Linked DNA regions of Homo sapiens: region 2 is linked to region 1. The links are chromatin loops, found by intact Hi-C in ENCODE. Cell type or tissue: Caco-2. All regions are shown on one strand. Each heading gives the region's core, and the rest is flanking DNA. Links, peaks and the distances in the headings are about the cores only. Region 1 has its middle 9.8 kb from the start of DNAL1. Region 2 holds the start of ACOT1 (acyl-CoA thioesterase 1).

The links. A loop is a pair of places that touch in the nucleus more often than their neighbours do. Peaks named below come from ENCODE experiments on the same cell type or tissue, not always from the same donor. Only the 100,000 strongest peaks of a DNase experiment are listed, where the experiment ranks them.
Region 2: a loop joins it to region 1, with 9 times the contacts of the local background. A loop is called at or near these places in 4 of 110 quality-filtered maps.

What each region holds. Positions count from the first base shown.
Region 1 is chr14:73,631,077-73,639,238 of GRCh38, forward strand. It overlaps a transcript of HEATR4 not described here and the pseudogene NDUFB8P1. Among named protein-coding and RNA genes, the nearest start is that of DNAL1, 9.8 kb to the right of the region's middle. RefSeq lists an enhancer at 2,252-2,301. In Caco-2, for the core only: a CTCF peak has its summit at 2,531 (motif pointing left); a DNase peak (open chromatin) is centred at 2,555.
Region 2 is chr14:73,534,827-73,545,205 of GRCh38, forward strand. The region is part of intron 1 of HEATR4 (HEAT repeat containing 4); the gene reads right to left. ACOT1 (acyl-CoA thioesterase 1) reads left to right here and starts at 2,317. Exons shown (of 3, transcript NM_001037161.2): 1 at 2,317-3,052; 2 at 6,667-6,869; 3 at 8,224-8,970. The coding sequence starts at 2,596. The coding sequence ends at 8,829. It also overlaps the pseudogene NT5CP2. In Caco-2, for the core only: a CTCF peak has its summit at 4,265; DNase peaks (open chromatin) are centred at 3,105 and 4,385; H3K4me3 peaks cover 1,221 bases.

The sequences.
Region 1 (8,162 bases), core at 39-5,038:
AATACATTCTATCCAGAAATATGACACATGACAATTATTTATAGATAAATGGGATAAGATTTGAAAATGGGATTGTTTCTCCCCAAATTTAGGATTTATATACATACCCCTCTTCCTTGACAAGCAGTTTAATAAAATATGTTCACCTGGGTTAATTCACCTCATTTTACACATGCGTTTTAATTAAGATAGAATAGTAGAAAACAATTTTTTTTTTAATTTTTAGAGACCAGGTCTTGCTCTGTCACCCAGGCTGGGGTGCAGTGGTGCAATCCATAGCTCACTGCAACCTCTAACTCCTGGGCTCAAGTGGTCCTCCCACTTCAGCCTCCTGAGTAGCTAGGACAACAGGCATGAGCCACCATGGCCAGCTATTTGAAAAAATGTAGTAGGTGAAGGTAGTGGCGGCCAGGGCTGGGGTCCTGGGAGTCTAGTGGCCGCAAAGGGCATCCCAGAATGTGATGCCACTGGGTGCACAGACAGCCTCCCACATTACCAAGGGCATGCTCCCGGGGCCCTAACCTAAGACCCCAGAAGAACGGGTCGCTGCCACCAAGAAGTATAAATATGTGTGTGGAAGACTACGAGCCTTATTCGAATGACGGCATGGGGTATGGGGACTACCTGAAGCTCCCTGACCACTTATAGCAGAAGAGGGATCTGTGGTATAACTGAGACCACCTGGCCTGAGGTTGAACTGGGGATACACTGGCACCTAGACATGCATATCAGGAACCATGTAGCTATGTCCCCCACACCTGTTTCTTGGAATATCATGTGTATACAGCTCTTCGGCTCTGTGGCTTTCATGATGTTCATGTTCTGGGTGGGGGTGATTTACCCTGTCTACCAGCCCGTGGGACCAAAACAGTGTCCTTGCAATAATCTGTACCTGGAACAAGGTGGCGATCTCTCCAAAGAACCTGAGCCAGTGGTTGACTATGGATACCAGGAGGCTTTGTGGGCTTTTGCGCCCTCTAACTAAGACTCCCTCATTCCTATAAATTTAACCTTAATGAAATCCCTAATAAAACTCAGTGCTGTGGTGGTTTAAAAAAAAAAAAAGAAAAGGAAATTTGTAGAGATGGGGGTCTCGTTATGTTGCCCAGGGTGGTCTTGAACTCCTGGCCTCAAAGTGATCCTTCTGCCTCTGTCTCCCAAAATGCTGGGATTACAGGCATGAGCCACCATGCCTAGCCGGAAAACAAATTTTAAATTACATATATCAATACTTTCTTCACTGTGAAAGATTCAAGTAATACAGATAAAATAAAAGGTCCTCTTAACTCATTACCCAATCTCAGTCTTCTCCCAAGGGTAGTTACTATTACCAGTTTGAAGTGTTTCCTTCCAGAACCATTCCAGAACCATTTTGTATATATATACAAAATACAATATTCATATGTATGAATGAAAAACTATGGTTTTATTTTGTGGGTTCAAGGCCTTTTCTCTCTCTTAAAAAAACAGAAATGTAATATACTTGGCTGGGGGCAGTGGCTCATGCCTGTAATCCCAGCACTTTGGGAGGCCAAGGCAGGGGGATCACCTGAGGTCAGGAGTTCAAGACCAGCCTGGCCAACATGGTGAAACCCCATCTCTACTAAAAATACAAAAATTAGCCAGATGCAGTGGTTTGCGCCTATAATCCCAGCTACTAGGGAGGCTGAGGTAGGAGAATCACTTGAACCCGGGAAGTGGAGGTTGCAGTGAGCCAAGATCACGCCATTGCACTCCAGCCTGGGTGACAGAGTGAGACCCTGTCTCAAAAAAAAAAAAAAAAGAAGAAGAAGAAATGTAATATACTTGTAAGCTTTTCTTCTGCATACAAAAAATATACATTGTTAACACTTGTTCCAGTCCACAGGACAATAGAACTTATTTCCTTAGGGTATATATCTGTAATTCAGCTTTCTCTCTCTCTCTCTCTCTTTTTTTTTTTTTTTGAGATGGGGTCTCATTCTGTCCCCCAAGCTGGAGTGCAATGGCACAATATCGGCTCACTGCAGCCTCCGCCTCCCGGTTTCATGCGATTCTCTCGCCTCAGCCTCCCGAGTAGCTGGGATTACAGGTGCCTGCCACCACGCCTGGCTAATTTTTGAATTTTTAGTAGAGATTTGGTTTCACCATTCTGGCCAGGCTGGTCTCGAACTCCTGACCTCACGTGATCCATCCGCTTCGGCCTCCTAAAGTGCTGGGATTACAGGCGTGAGCCACTGCGGGCTGTCCTGTAGTTCCACTTTCTGAATGAAAAAGCAAAATTTATGCTCCCTCCTGAGCTCATCCCCTATGTCCCCGCTGGGCTCGTTTTAGGTCTTTGCTGGCATTCAAGTTGGGGAAGTGTCTCTCCACCAGTTTCTATTATCAATCCCTACTATTTTATAGTTCAATTCAGTATCTCATCGGAAACGTTTAAACTTTAACTTTGATAGTCTTTCTTAATCCAGGACAAAGATTACTTAAAACGGAGGAAAGGAATTTGTTAGGACCCTAGCACACTTGGCCTCCTTCAATCAGGCTTAGGGAATATTGACCCCTGGTGGCCAGTGAGGAAATTCAGAGGCGGCCAGAGGCCGGCACTTACCGTTAAAAATGCTTAACTTTATTCGCCACACGTCCGGGGTAAACTCGCGAGGGGATCCTACCTCTTCCAGATGGTTCCACACGGGACCTCTAGGAGCTCAAAGGACCCTGGGCCCTCCGAAGTCGTCTCTTCTTGCAGCCCGTTGCTAAGTGGCGCCGCAGGGACCAGCCCAGGTCCCATCACGTGGCCCTGCAGGGTTTTGCCCCACAGGGCCACGACCTGCCAGGCCGGGCCCCCCTCCTCCCTCCTCTTCAGCGCGGAACCTCGGCCGCCAGTGCCAGGCCGCCTCGACCTTGGCGGAGGTCAAAGCCGCGACAGTCCCGGACCATGTGGCCGGCGGTCCGGGCAGCGCTCCGAGCCTCTGGGGTCCCCCTCCAGGCCTGGAGGCCGATATCCACATCGTCCTTTTTCTCCCAAAAGGCCGCGACCCTGACCGTCACGCCCAAGACTGGGCTGGCCGACAAGTGCCTGGATATGAAAGCAGAAGGCTTGGGCTCGGGGGAGCCGGTGACCCTGCAGGTGTCGGGCGTCAGCCACCGAGGCCGCCTCTTCCACTCCCTTGCCCACTACGAGGTGGACAGCGGCGGGGGGCTGGACCTGGCCGGGGACCTGGCTCTAGGAGGCGACTTCACGGGCGTGGGGCCCATGGGGCTCCTGTGGAGCCTCATGCCGGCCGCTTCGAAGGATCCACGCCTCAGTCGAATGCGGAGGGCCGCCTTGAAAAACCCCCTCATAGTGGAGGTGACCATCCACCTAACGCCGCTGCAGCAGGCGGCGCCGCTGAGTCCGGCGCTGGCCTCGGCCCAGGTGCAGCGCTGGTTCTCCATCCCCGAGCTGCGCCGCGCGCCTGCGAGCCGGCCGCCTGCGGGGGGTCTTCCTGCTGCCATCAGGTGCGGGGGCCCTTTTCCGCAGAGTGCCTGACAGCAGAGTGAGGGAATCGACTGGCTTGCTTTGCTAGCTGGTTTGTCATCTGAAAACAAAGCGAGCTCCTTAATCCCTTTATTTTGTCTCCTAGACTTCAAGTGGAACATTCATTCCCCTAGATGGTGGCTAGGATCCAAATTTCATCTGCTTATGCACCTTTCTTCTGCCAGCTGCTCACCCGCCAGAGTCCTAGTGCTGCATACGCTATTCCTTAGGAGCATAGACCCTGCGTGTTTGCTATATTAAGCATAAGATTGCTGCAAAGTTTCTAGCATTAAATGCTTTTGTTTGCTTACAGCAGTCTCAACCTCCTGAGCCCAAGCGATCCTCCCACCTCAGCCTTCAGAGTAGAGTAGCTGGGACAGCAGCCATGTGCCACCCAGGTAAATTTTTTTTTTATTTTTTGTAGAGACAGGGTTTCCCTACGTTGCCCAGCCTGGTCTTGAACTCGTGGGCTCCAGCGATCCTCCCACCTTGGCCTCCCCAAGTGTTGGGATTACAGGTGTGAACCACCACACCCAGCCATCTTTCTTTTTTAAATTCTTATTTTTTTAGAGACTAGGTCTTGCTCTGTCACCCAGGCTGGAGTGCAATGGCATCATGATAGCTTATTGCAGCCTCGACCTTCTGGGCTCAAGTGATCCTTCCACCTCATCTTCTCAAAGTGCTGGGATTACAGGCGTACATGGCCTCATTTTAACCTTTTTGTTTTTTTAGAGATAGGGTCTTGCTATGCTGCCCAGACTGGTCTTGAACTCCTGGCCTTAAGCAGTCCTCCCACCTCAACTTCTCAAAGTACTGGGATTACAGACACACACAACTGAGCCTGGCTTTATTATTATTATTATTATTATTATTATTATTATTATTATTATTATTATTTGAGACAGGGTCTCACTCTGTCACCCTGGCTGGAGTGCAGTGGCACTGTCACGGCTCACTGCAACCTCCCTTCCAGGGCTGAAGCGATTCTCCCACCTCAGCCTCCCAAGTAGCTGGAACTACAGGATCTCACCACTCTGCCCAGCCACTTTTACTTTAATTGGAATAACAAAGGAATATATCTGAAAAATACCAGGAAACAATTGGCCGATAAATTCTTCTCTTGGAATAGTGAAGGAATAAAACATCCCCAACAGGACTGTTGAAAGAGAAATAATAGACCAACGTTGGGAGGATATTAGTTTGACATTTTACTATCTCTTCACACATGTAGTTCATTTTATAGTACACCTTCATTAGACCTTTAAAACAGTTTAATCCCTGTCAAATTATGGATTCTGGTGACTCTGACTATATCTTAAATTTATTGAGAAATCAAAGGGCCCTTTAAATTTGGATGTCTGGGTTTGTTTTTGTTTTTTGATTCTTTGTTTGTTTTTTGAGACGTAGTCTCACTCTGTTGCCCAGGCTAGAGTGCAGTGGTGAGATCTCAGCTCACTGCAACCTCCGTCACCCAAGTTGAAGCGGTTCTCCCACCTCAGCCTCCCGACTAGCTGGGATCACAGGCATGCACCACCACAACCAGCTAGTTTTTTGTATTTTTAGTAGAGATGGGTTTTTGGGGTTTCACCATGATGACCAGGCTGGTCTCGAACTCCCGACCTCAAATGATCTGCTCACCTCGGCCTCCCAAAGTGCTGGGATTACAGGCATGAGCCACTGTACCTGGCTTTAAAAATCTCATGCTAAAAACCAGACATCCAGCCGGATGCAGTGGCTCACGCCTGTAATCTCAGCACTTTGAGAGGCCGAGGCGGGCAGATCACCTGAGGTCAGCAGTTTGAGACCAGCCTGGCCAACGTGTAGTGAAACCCCGTCTCTACTAAAAAATACAAAAATTAGCTGGGCATGGTGGCACACACCTGTAGTCCCAGCTACTTGGGAAGCTGAGGCAGGAGAATCGCTTGAACCTGGCAGGTGGAGGTTGTAGTGAGCTGAGATCGCACCACTGTACCTTAGCCTGGGCAACAGATCAAGACTCCGTCTCTCAAACAAACAAACGAACAAACAAAAGCAGACATCCGGCCAGCACGGTGGCTTACCCCTGTAATCCCAGCACTTTCGGAGGCTGAGGTGGGTGGATCGCCTGAGGTCAGGAGTTCAAGACCAGCCTGGCCAACATGGCAGAAACCTTGTCTCTACAAAAATTAGCAGGGTGCAGTGGGGCACAAGAATTGCTTGAGCCCGGGAGGTGTGGAGGTTGCAGTGAGTCCAGACTATGCCACTGCATTCCAGCCTGGGCTATGGGAGTGAAACCCTGTCTAAAAAAAGAAAAAAAAAAGGAGATTTTTATTCTTACATAACTCAAAGCTTGCAGAACTATTTGCTTAGACTTATCAGGACTTGTACTTCAAACCAAAACACTTCCCATATATTTGGTGCGATTTTTCTTTTTCTTTTTTTCCATTTACCAGTGATTAACTCACAGGGAAAAAAATATAAAAATATTTTTACATTTATAGAATCAAAATAGCTCAAATAAATGTCTATTTCAACCACAATAATAAATCCATTTCCACAAAACAGATGTTTTCTTTTCAAAGCAAGTAGGTAGTTTTTTTAAAAAAAGATAAATTATACAATCTAATTTTCATTTAGAAAATGTTGGCTAGGTAAATGTTCTGTCATCTAACCCAAGATTCATTCCCTTTCCTGGGTTATAGATGATGGTCCTTTTGCTGGTCTCATTGATATATTTGGTGATGGAGGATTAAGTGAATCTTGAGCAAGTCTCCTGGCTTGTTGAGGTTTTGCTACTCTGCTTTGCCATTTTTTGGCTATGAAGATCTACCTCCAGCCATGAAAGACTTAAACTTAGATTACTTTGAAGAGGCAGTTAAATTTGTGCAAAGTCACCCAAAGGTGAGTGGTATGAGAGAAATGAATGAATTACTCCAGAAGAGAGTGAATAAAGGAAGTGTTACTAATGGGTTGGAAAATACCTGCAACAAATACCTGTTGAATTAATAAATAAATACTAGAGCTGTCTGATAACTCTAAAAAACTCATAAAAGACTTTCTGGCCAGGCACAGTGGCTCACGCCTGTAATCCCAGCACTTTGGGAGGCTGAGGTGGGCGGATCATCTGAAGTTGGAAGTTCAAGATCAGCCTGATTAACATGGAGAAACCCCATCTCTACTAAAAATACAAAATTAGCCGGCTTGGTGGAGCATGCCTGTAATCCCAGCTATTTGGGAGGCTGAGGCAGGAAAATTGCTTGAACCTGGGAGGCAGACGTTGCAGTGAGCCCAGATTGCACCATTGCACTCCAGCCTGGGCAACAAGAGCGAAACTCTGTCTCAAAAGAAAAAAAAAAAAAAAAAGGACTTTCCTTTATTGAGGACTTTGGTGATCCCATTAACAATTATGCTTCATTTTTCCTTTGTCTCTTTCCGTGTTTGCCTTCTTTTTCTTCAGTCTGCAGGTCAAAGGTCCAAACATTGCAGTGATTGGCTCAGGCAAAGGGTCAGAGTTGGCATTTTCCATGGCTAGCTTTCTCCCAAATATAGCTGTGGTCGTGACCATCAGTGGCTGCATCTCAAACACAACTACGCCCTACCTGTGGTAGCTTGATCCTGCTAGGACTGCCTTTTAACCTAGACAGAATCTCTGCCACTGATTGAGGAGTATACGGTTAAAGAAGCACTGGAAGACCCCTTGGACAAGCCTATCAAAAAAGCTGTATCCCTCTTAAAAAAGCCAGTGCTGGCTGGGCGCAGTGGCTCACGTCTGTAATCCCAGCACTTTGGGAGGCCGAGGCGGGTGGATTACCTGAGGTCAGGAGTTCGAGACCAACCTGGCCAACATGGTGAAACCCTATCTCTATTAAAAATACAAAAATTAGCCGGGCATGGTGGCACATGCCTGTAATCCCAGCTACTCGGGAGGCTAAGGCAGGAGAATTGCTTGAGCCCAGGAGGCGGAGGTTGCAGTGAGCTGAGATCGTGCCACTGCACTCCAGCCTGGCCTACAGTGCGAGACTCTGTCTCAAAAAAAAAAAAAAAAGAAAGAAAAGAAAAAGAAAAAAAGAAAAAGCCAATGCCCATTTCCTTTTTATTGTTGGAGAGGATAACAAGCGTTGGAAGAGCTCTGTTTATACTGACATAGCTGTGAAGTGTCTCAAAGAACATGGGAAGACAAATTTTACTCTTTTAAGCTATTCCGGTGCTGGCCACAGAATAGATTCCCCCTTACAGTCCTTTTTTCTCTGTAGCCCTGGATCCTGTATTGAGGGTGCCTATTTTGGGAGTGGGGGCAGCTCAAAGCTCATGCTATTGCTCAGATTGAGTCTTGGAAGATCTTGGAGTTTTTGCAGTTGCACTTAGGGTAAAGGCTAACTAGACAATTAAATTTATTCATTTATTTAAGAGGCAGGGGGAGTTTTGCTCTGTTGCCCAGGCTGGTCTTGAACTCCTGGCCTCAAGCAGTCCTCCCGCCTCACCCTTCCAAAGTGCTAGGATTACAGGAATGTGCAGCCTCACTGGGCTAGACACTTAAATTTAGTTATGCTTCAGAGCAAATCCAGAGACAGACTGAATATTTTTATCAAAAAATGACTGAGATCTGAACTTTTCATGGTCATCTGCAAGCTTTTAAAAGAAATAAAAATGCTAAATTCAAGTTCATCACAGCCCGCAGCTTTGGAACTAT
Region 2 (10,379 bases), core at 2,335-7,334, 94 kb before region 1:
GGATGAGGTCTTGCTCTGTTGCCCAAGCTGGTATCGAATTCCTCCTGGGCTCAAGCAATCTCCTGCCTAGGCCTCCCCCCTAACAGCTGGAACTACAGGCATCTACCACTGCATTCAGCTACTGGGGGAGTGTTTGACTAGTCTTTTTAAAAAATATGTTAATATCTTGGTAAAAAGTATATTTATACTGTTCTCTAACCTGCTTTTTTTCATCAGTTTCATGGAAGAATGCTCATCATATATTCTTCTGCTTTATAACTAAACTGCTTTCATTTATGACATCACAATTAAACTGGTAAAACCAAATTTATATTGCTAACTTGTTTCTAATTTTTTCTCTATTAAAATGATATGATTAGCATCCTTGTAGCCAAATATTTACACATATTTATGAAGTTATACTTAAAACAAATTCCTAGACGTGGAACTGTGAGTCAAAGAGAAGGGATCTTTTAAATATTTTTGCATAGATTGCCATGAAAAGGTCATACCAGTTTATATATCCACCAATATGAGTTTCTTTTCCAAATCTTCTTCAACATCCTGTGAGAGACAGTTAAACATAGTTGTTCAGAGCCCAGCCTTGAGAATCAGATTTCAAACATATGAACCCTCTCCCTTTTTCTTTTCTTTTTCTTCTTTCTTTTTTTTTTTTTTTTTTTTTTTTTTTTTTTTTTTTTTGCCCAGGCTGGAGTGCAGTGGCGCCATCTTGGCTCACTGCAAGCACTGCCTCCAGGGTTCACGCCATTCTCCTGCCCCAGCCTCCCGAGTAGCTGGGACTACAGGCGCCTGCCACCACGCCCGGCGAATTTTTTGTATTTTTGGTTTTTTTTTAGTAGAGACGGAGTTTCACTGTGTTAGCCAGGATGGTGTCGATCTGCTGACCTCGTGATCCACCCGCCTCGGCCTCCCAAAGTGCTGGGATTACAGGCGCGAGCCACCGCGCCTGGCCCCTTTTTCTTGTTAGAGACAGGGTCTTATCCAGGTTGGTCTGAAACTCCTGGCCTTAAGAAACCCTGCCACCTCAGCCTCCAAGTAAACTGGGATTATAGGCGTGAGCCACCTCACCCAACTTCCACTTCCCAGCTGTATGATCTTCAGAAAATCAGTTAAATTCTCTGGGCCTTAATTTACTACTACGGTTCTTGTAAGTATTAACAATTAGCTACTATTATTTACCTTCTTTAGTTCCTGAGACTTCTATGCACAGAATATACTTGATGTGTGCCACAGAACCTATACAAAGGTAATTACAACTAACAGGGAGTTGTATGATAATGACATGGGACATGGGACATGAGAGCATTTGGAAAGAGATAAAAAGGCTTACCTTGAGGACAGCCTTATTAGGAGCAGAGGCAAACACAGGTTTTGTGAGTTTGAAGCTTACGCATTTATAGGTTTCTCTAATTACCAAGATAGGAAATTATGAAATCAGGTACAAGGGCTTGGGAGGGGCCTAAAGCTTAAGTTTGATGAAAAAAAAAAACCACCTCTGGTTGGAACCAATAGCCTATGAAAAAGTAGAAAAAAGCCCAATGCATGGGGAGCGCCGGTAGTCCCTTGAGGTGTTTGAGAGGCTGAGGCAGGAAGATGGCTTTAGCCCAGGAGTTTGAGGCTTGTAAGTGCGCAGTGATGGTAAACCGCCGCTGTACTCCAGACTGGCAACGTAGTGAGACCCTGTCTCTTTAAAAAAAAAAAAAAAAAAAAAAAAAGATGAGAGGTAACACTTGCCTGACTGGGACAAAAATGAGAAACCAGTATAAGAAAATAATAACTATTGGCCGGGCGCGGTGGCTCATCGCCTGTAAATCCCAGCACTTTGGGAGGCCGAGGCGGGCGGATCACAAAGTCAGGAGTTCGAGAAATTAATAACTATTACCTCATTTGGCTATTTTTACACCTGTAAGGAATAAAGCTCAGAGGTCACACAGCTAGTAAGAAGCCAGCACCCTTCGATGTGGGAGTGATGTGGAGGATAGGCATATACAGAGAACACGAAAGCAAAACACCATGGTGCAGATTTTGAAAGAAAAGCCCTAAGATTAGTAATGAGTGTGAATTATTCAACAAAGTGATCAAAACCAACTCCAGTCCTGCATTCCTCTTCGCCATCAGGAGTTTGGAGCCTGGAGACTGCTAGCTGCCTGGTTGTTGTTGTTTTTTTTTTTTTCTGAGACGGACTTTCGCTCTGTCGCCCAGGCTGTAGTGCAGTGGCATGATCTTGGCCAACTGCAAGCTCCACCCCCCGGGATCACGCCATTCTCCTGCCTCAGCCTCCCGAGTAGCCGGGACGAACCAGTCCTGGCCCAGCCCATTCCGCGAGCCAGCAAGCTTCTGAAAAGCAAACCTAGGAAGTTGCTTTCCAACATAAAGTGGAGGTTTCAACACAGGAGACTTTAAGCAAGTTCCAGTGTGTCTATATTTGGTCTGGCTGATCGGCTGGACTCTGGCCTTCCCCGCTCACATTAGCAGACAGCTCTGCCCTAGTGGGCGTTTAGCCTGCGACGGCAGCCCGAGAGGAAGAGTTGGGCAGAGTTGCAGGGGTCTCCACAGCTGAGGCAGTTTGGCCGGATTATTTGGGTTCCTGCTCGGATGGCGGCGACGCTGATCCTGGAGCCCGCGGGCCGCTGCTGCTGGGACGAACCGGTGCGAATCGCCGTGCGCGGCCTAGCCCCGGAGCAGCCGGTCACGCTGCGCGCGTCCCTGCGCGACGAGAAGGGCGCGCTTTTCCAGGCCCACGCGCGCTACCGCGCCGACACCCTTGGCGAGCTGGACCTGGAGCGCGCGCCCGCGCTGGGCGGCAGCTTCGCGGGGCTTGAGCCCATGGGGCTGCTCTGGGCCTTGGAGCCCGAGAAACCCTTGGTGCGGCTGGTGAAGCGCGACGTGCGAACGCCCTTGGCCGTGGAGCTGGAGGTGCTGGATGGCCACGACCCCGACCCCGGGCGGCTGCTGTGCCGGGTGCGGCACGAGCGCTACTTCCTCCCGCCCGGGGTGCGGCGCGAGCCGGTGCGCGCGGGCCGGGTGCGAGGCACGCTCTTCCTGCCGCCAGGTGACTCACCTCCGCTAATTGTTCCCCTCTGCCCATCCCTGTTCCTGCGCTTTCCACTGTGTGTGTGTGTGTGTCCCCTTCGCCCCGCCCCGCTCTTTTCGCTTGTGTGTGTGTCCCTCCTCCCGCCCCACCACCACCACCCCGGGCTATGTTGCCCAGGTAGGTCTTGAACTCCTGGACCCAAGCTATCCTCCCGCCTCTGCCTCCCCAAGAGCTAGGATTGCAGGGTGAGCCACTGCGCCCGGCCCTTTGAGGGGAGTTACACTTATTTTTTTATTTTTATTTTTTTTCGTCCCTGCGCTTTTCATACGGAGAAAGGATGTAGCTTCCAACATTCCGGAGGTTAGTGTAAGGAGACAGGAATGGAATGGAAAGTTGGTTGGGGAATTGCCCCTGCCGCTCCAAAACTGAGAGGTCCCTCAAACCTAGTGCTCAGTTAAAAGACATTGTAAGGGCTGGGCGCGCTGGCTCACGCCTGTAATCCCAGCACTTTGAGAAGCCGAGGCGGGCGGATCACGACGTCAGGAGATCAAGGCCATCCTGGCTAACACGGTGAAAACTCGTCTCTACTAAAAATACAAAAAATTAGCCGGGCGTGGTAGCGGGCGCCTGTCGTCCCAGCTACTCGGGACGCTGAGGCAGAAGAATGGCATGAACCCAGGAGGCGGAGTTTGCAGTGAGCCAAGATCGTGCCACGCACTCCAGCCTGGGCAATAGAGTGAGACTCCGTCTCAAAAAAAAAAAAAAAAAAAGGCATTGTAAGGAAAGAGAAAAGACACATAATATTAAAAACAAACAAAACAAAACAAAAAAAACAGGCCGGACGCGGTGGCTAACACCTGTAATCCTAGCACTTTGGGAGGCCGAGGCAGGCGGATCAAGAGTTCGAGACCAGCCTGGCCAACATGGTGAAACCCCGTCTCTACTAAAAATACAAAAATTAGCCAGGTGAGGTGGTGCACACCTGTAGTCCCACCTACTCGGGAGTCTGAGGCAGGAGAATCGCTGGAACCCTGGAGGCAGAGGTTGCAGTGAGCCGAGATCACGCCATTGTACTCCAGCCTGGGGGACAAGAGTGAAACTCCATCTAAAACAAAAACAAAAACAAAAAACAAACAACAACAACAAAAAATTTTCAAGTAGTTTCAATGTTCTTATTTATGTATGGACCAGGAAGTCACTTTTTTTTTTAATAAAAAGAATTCCAACTGGTTTTCTCACTGTATTTCCATGGCAGCTAGGAGGTGCCAGGTGGCTGGGCCTGTGACAGTGCAGAGGTTTTGGTGCCTGCCCGCCCACCATTGCTCCAGCTGCAGCTGCTGCCCCCTGCAGGGCCTGTTCGTTCCTGCTGCCTAGCTCCCTGCTGGCTGGCTATGATCTCCGTCCTGTTACCATTCCAGGAGAGCAGCCACCTCCCTGTGCATGGCAGGACCAGGTACTGATTGTGGCCTCTCCTCTTGGCCTCGAATGGTATCCTTGTCATCAGTGAGCAAGTCCCCAAAGACCACGGTCTTGTCCATTGTCAGGATAATTCACTCCACAAGCTGGGACTCCAGGTGCTGCTCTACCCAGCGGTGCTTCTCACCCACACAGTGGTCATACTTTGGCAGGGGCTGGTGCAGTGTGAAGACCTCGGTGTTTTGCATGTGCTTCATCTCTTGCAAGGCCCTCTGGGGTTGGGCTTCAAGACTAGGGAAAAGCCTAGGGCTTCACACCCATGGGCCACTTTATCCACCAGGTCCGGCAGCAGGGTGAGGTACTGCTTCCAGACCAGGAAGCTGCGGTGCTGCTGCAGTGTCACATGCAGCTCCCTGAGAAGCGGCGGCTGAAGCCCCACAGGATGCCGTCTGGAAGCTGCCAGCACGCGGTCCCTGTCCATCAGCACACGCGTGGGCTGTGCTCATCGCTGCCGGGGCACTGGGGTTTCTCGGGATCCTAGGGGTATGGGGCCCAGAAATGTTCTTTAAAAGTTTCTCATTTTTGCAACTTTTCTTTCAATTCACACAGTATGTTAAGGTTTATGTAAATTAGCATTTACAATAGGAAAGCCTCTTCCTGTCAAATGGAAATTTGAGGTTACTGGATACTTTTATATTACATAAAGAGCAATCAGCCAGTGTAGAAATGATGCTTATCCTTATTAATAATCAAAGAAATGCAAAATAAAACAACAGAGTACATTTCACACCCTCAGAAGTGGCCCACTTTTAGAAGCTAGCATTATCAATTGCTGACCAGTATGTGGAGGAAATGAAACTCACTGCTAGAAGGAGTCAACATATTCATCTGCTCTGGGCAACAATTTGTCTTAACTTACAAAGTTAAATATGTTATTCTACTTGTACATGTGCACCAGGAGGCATATTCCTTATAAGAGGAAAGCCATTGCAGATGAGCAGTCTGGATTAATTTAAAAAAAGAGCAAAGTCAACTGGAAACAGTCCAAATGTCCATCAACAATAGAACAGATTAATAAATTGAGGTATATTTCCAGCAGTCAAAGTGATTGAACTACAGCTAGAAGAATCAACATCTATCAAGATATACAAAAGAAAAGAAAAAAATAAAAAAGAATCAACATGGATGAATCTCCAAACCACTGTTGAGTGAAACAGTCAAACACTAGGAGAACACATTCAGTATCATTCCATTTAGATACAGTTCAAAAAATAGGCAAAATAAAATATTGTTTAAGGTACATAATCTAAGTGGTAATACTATGAAGAAAACCAAGAGTGATACACAGAAAGTCCAGGATACTGGAAAGAGAGGAAAGGGCACAGGGGTCTGTGGGACGTTGATGGTTTGCGGGTATCAGCACTGAACTATGTCTTAAAAGTGTTGCCTGTAAGGTGTTTGCATTCTTTTTTTTTTTTTTTTTTTGAGACAGTGTCTCGCTCTTTCGCCCAGGCTGGAGTAGTGGCACAATCTTGGCTCACTGCAACCTCCAACTCCCGGGTTCAAGCGATTCTCCTCCCTCAGCCTCCCGAGTAGCTGGGATTACAGGTGGCCGCCACCACACCCAGCTAATTTTTGTATTTTTAGTACAGATGGGGTTTCACCATGTTGGCCAGGCTGGTCTCGAACTCCTGACCTCAGGTGATCCACCCGTCTCAGCCTCCCAAAGTGCTGGGATTACAGGCGTGAGCCACCAGACCCAGCCTGCATTATTATTCTTTAATTTTGTGTGAAACACAAAACCTTTAATGTAAATGATAAAAATATTCAGTAAGTGGAGTCATTCAGAATGAGTAGCCTTTTGAGTCTGTCTCCATTGAATAAGTGCATTCTGTTGAGTGCACTGGAGAGGAATTTGTGCTCTTCTATGTAGCAGTCTTTCTTTTTGTTTCTTGGTGGTGCACCATTAAATGGATTCATTCACCAGTTAAAGGACATTTGGGTTGTTTCCAGTCTTTGGCTACAATGAATAAAGTCACTATAAACACTTGCCAGAAGTTTCTGGACGAACACAGGTTTTCATTTCTCGTGGGTAGATACCTAGGAGTGGGATTGCTGGGTCACATGTGTGGTAAGTATATGTTTAACTTGGTAAGAAACCATCCAACTGTTTCAGGAATAGCTTAGTTTTGCATTTTGTTTTGTTTCTTCCCAAGAACCTGGGCCCTTTCCTGGCATTGTGGACATGTTCGGAACTGGAGGTGGCCTGCTGGAGTATCGGGCTAGTCTGCTGGCTGGGAAGGGTTTTGCTGTGATGGCTCTGGCTTACTATAACTATGAAGACCTCCCCAAGACCATGGAGACGCTCCATCTGGAGTACTTTGAAGAAGCTGTGAACTACTTGCTCAGTCATCCTGAGGTGAGTTCTTCTCTCAGATTTATGGGCTATGATGTATCAGGTCTCTTCTTAAATGGTCTGGGTTTTCACAGAAGTTAGCTCATTCATGACAGCCATTCCCTACCCCAACACACACTACCTTTTTTAGTCACTTCTTATAGACAGTTTCTTTCTTTCTTCTTCTTCTTCTTTCTTTTTTTGAGATGGAGTCTCACTCTGTTGCCAGGCTGGAGTCCAGTGGTGCGATCTTGGCTCACTGCAACCTCCACCTCCCAAGTTCAAGTGATTCTTGTGCCCCAGCCTCCCAAGTAGCTGGGATTACAGGCACCTGCCAACATGCCTGGATAATTTTTGTATTTTCAGTAGAGACGGGGTTTCACAATATTTGTCAGGCTGGTCTTGAATTCCTGACCTCAAATGATCCACCTGCCTTGGCCTCCCCAGGTGCTGGATTACAGGCATGAGCCACTATGCCTAGCCTAATTTTTGTATTTTTTTTTTTTAGTAGAGATGGGGTTTCGCCATGTTGGCCAGGCTGGTCTCAAACTCCTGACCTCAAGTGATCTGCCCACCTCGGCCTCCCAGAGTGCTGGAATTACAGGCATGAGCCACCACACCTGGCCTCTTATAGACAGTTTCTATTCAATTCTATATTACTATATTTCCTGCTAGTAAAGATATTTGTAGTTGGTATTATGCAATTTTAAATTCCAGTATGTTTTTTCTTTCTTTTTTTTTTTTTTTTTTTAAGACGGAGTCTTGCCGTGTCAACGAGGCTGGAGTGCAGTGGCATGATCTCGGCTTACTGCAACCTCCACCTCCCAGGTTCAAGCGATTCTCCTGCCTCGGCCTCCTGAGTAGCTGGGACTACAGGCGCATGCCACTTCTGCCTGGCTAATTTTTGTATTTTTAGTAGAGACAGGGTTTCACCATATTGGCCAGGCTGGTCTCGAACTCCTGACCTCAAATGATCCACCCGCCTCAGCCTCCCAAACTGTTGGGATTACAGGCGTCAGCCACCACGCCCGGCCATGAGATGACGTACTTGTTGATGACGACTCAGTTTAGTTATGACAGTGGGAATGGGTGGCTCAGGTGGGAGACAGAAAAAGATCATGGGAGATAATGAGATTAAGGAACTGAGAAACCAGAGTAATTGATAGATCTTCCACATGGTTATCACCAAGAGTGGTGATGGACAAATTGTGGAAAGGAAGAGATAGAGGGGAGGTAAATTCCCAAAGCTGCAAATCTGGGTAAATGGTAGAACCCAGATTCAGACTCAGGTTCAACTAACTTCCAGGGTGGGCACAACTCACCATATTCCACTGTTTGTGGAGCCATTCTTCTTCTTTTTCCTTTGTCCCTTTCTCAGGTAAAAGGTCCAGGAGTTGGGCTGCTTGGAATTTCCAAAGGGGGTGAGCTCTGCCTTTCCATGGCCTCTTTCCTGAAGGGCATCACGGCTGCTGTCGTCATCAACGGCTCTGTGGCCAATGTTGGGGGAACCTTACGCTACAAGGGCGAGACCCTGCCCCCTGTGGGCGTCAACAGAAATCGCATCAAGGTGACCAAAGATGGCTATGCAGACATTGTGGATGTCCTGAACAGCCCTTTGGAAGGACCTGACCAGAAGAGCTTCATTCCTGTGGAAAGGGCAGAGAGCACCTTCCTGTTCCTGGTAGGTCAGGATGACCACAACTGGAAGAGTGAGTTCTATGCTAATGAGGCCTGTAAACGCTTGCAGGCCCATGGGAGGAGAAAGCCCCAGATCATCTGTTACCCAGAGACAGGGCACTATATTGAGCCTCCTTACTTCCCCCTGTGTCGGGCTTCCCTGCATGCCTTGGTGGGCAGTCCTATTATCTGGGGAGGGGAGCCCAGGGCTCATGCCATGGCTCAGGTGGATGCTTGGAAACAACTCCAGACTTTCTTCCACAAACACTTGGGTGGCCACGAGGGGACAATCCCATCAAAAGTGTAAATTTTATTTGATCATGTGGCCTCTCTGTTGCTAATCTCTCCTGGAAACATCTGCCACATTTAGTGTGTGTATGTGTATTCATTCTTTCTCATAACTTCTTAAAGTTTCTTCCCCTCATTATTAAAATGAATTTACCAGTAAGAATGAGTTTTTAAGATTTTTATAAACTGTATACTTTATCAGTTTGGGAAGGGAGTAACTGTAGGAAACACAAGAAGTGGAAAAAGTCTCCTCTTCCTATCTCAACACACAACTGATAAGGCTTTAGTTCTGAAAGGAAAAGTGAGTAACATCAATTAACAGTGTCTGGTACGTAAATGGAGTTCAATAATTATTTGCTGAATGAGTATAAGTGAGCCAGGCGTGGTGGCTCACACCTGTAATCCTAGCACTTTGGGAGGCCAAGGTGCGCGGATTACTTGAGGTCAGGAGTTTGAGACCAGCCTGGCCAACATGGTGAAACCCCATCTCTACTAAAAATACAAAAAATTAGCCGGGCGTGGTGGCGCATGCCTGTAGTCCCAGCTACTCAGGAGGCTGACGCAGGAGAATTGCTTGAACCCGGGAGGCAGAGGTTGCAATGAGCTGAGATTGCACTACTGCCCTCCAGCCTGGGTAACACAGCAAGACTATGCCTCAAAAATAAATAAATTAATTAAATAAATAAATGATTACCTACTGTGGAAGAAAAGCACATAATATAAAAAGTATATCAGATTTGAGTTTCTCCTTTAAGAATGGAAGTTAACATCTTGCCTATAAACTGATTACTAGTTAGATATAAAACTACTAAAACTTTTCAAAACCAATACATATTTAGTTCTTTGATATCTTCTCCTTGGATTAATAAGGATTCTCCTAGTGCAAATAAATTTTATGTTCCTGTTTATACATATGGACCTTTAGGATTTAATTGTTTCAAAAGCTGATAAAACATTATTGAGATGAATTACATAAGCGATTTTAACAATGACAAATGTGAAATTCAATAACAATTTAGGCTTGGCATGGTGGCTCACACTTGTAATGCCAGCACTTTGGGAGGCCAACGCTGGTGGATTGCTTGAACCCAGGAGTTCAAGACAAGCCTGGGCAACATGGCAAAACCCCGTCTCTACAAACAAATACCAGACATTGTGGCGGATGCCTGTAGTCCCAGCTACTGGGGAGGCTGAGGTGGGAGAACTGCTTGAGCCCTGGAGGCAGAGGTTGCAGTGAGCCGAGATTGTGCTACTGCGCTCTAGCCTGGGTGACAGCAGGATACTGTCTCAAAAAAAAAATAAAGAAAAAGAAAGACAATATTTATATCACTTGATATAAATAGTTACACAATAAACTTGATTTTTTCTTAAACCTTAGTTGTATTTAAAAGAAAAAAAAAACCTTAATTTATTATTATTTTCTTTCCTTTTTTTTTTTTGGAGGCAGGGTCTCATTCTGTTGCCCAGGCTGGAGTGCAGTGGCACAGTCACGGCTCACTGCAGCCTCAACCTCGTAGGTTTAAGCTATTCTCCCACCTCGGCCTCCCTAGCAGCTGAGACCACACAGGC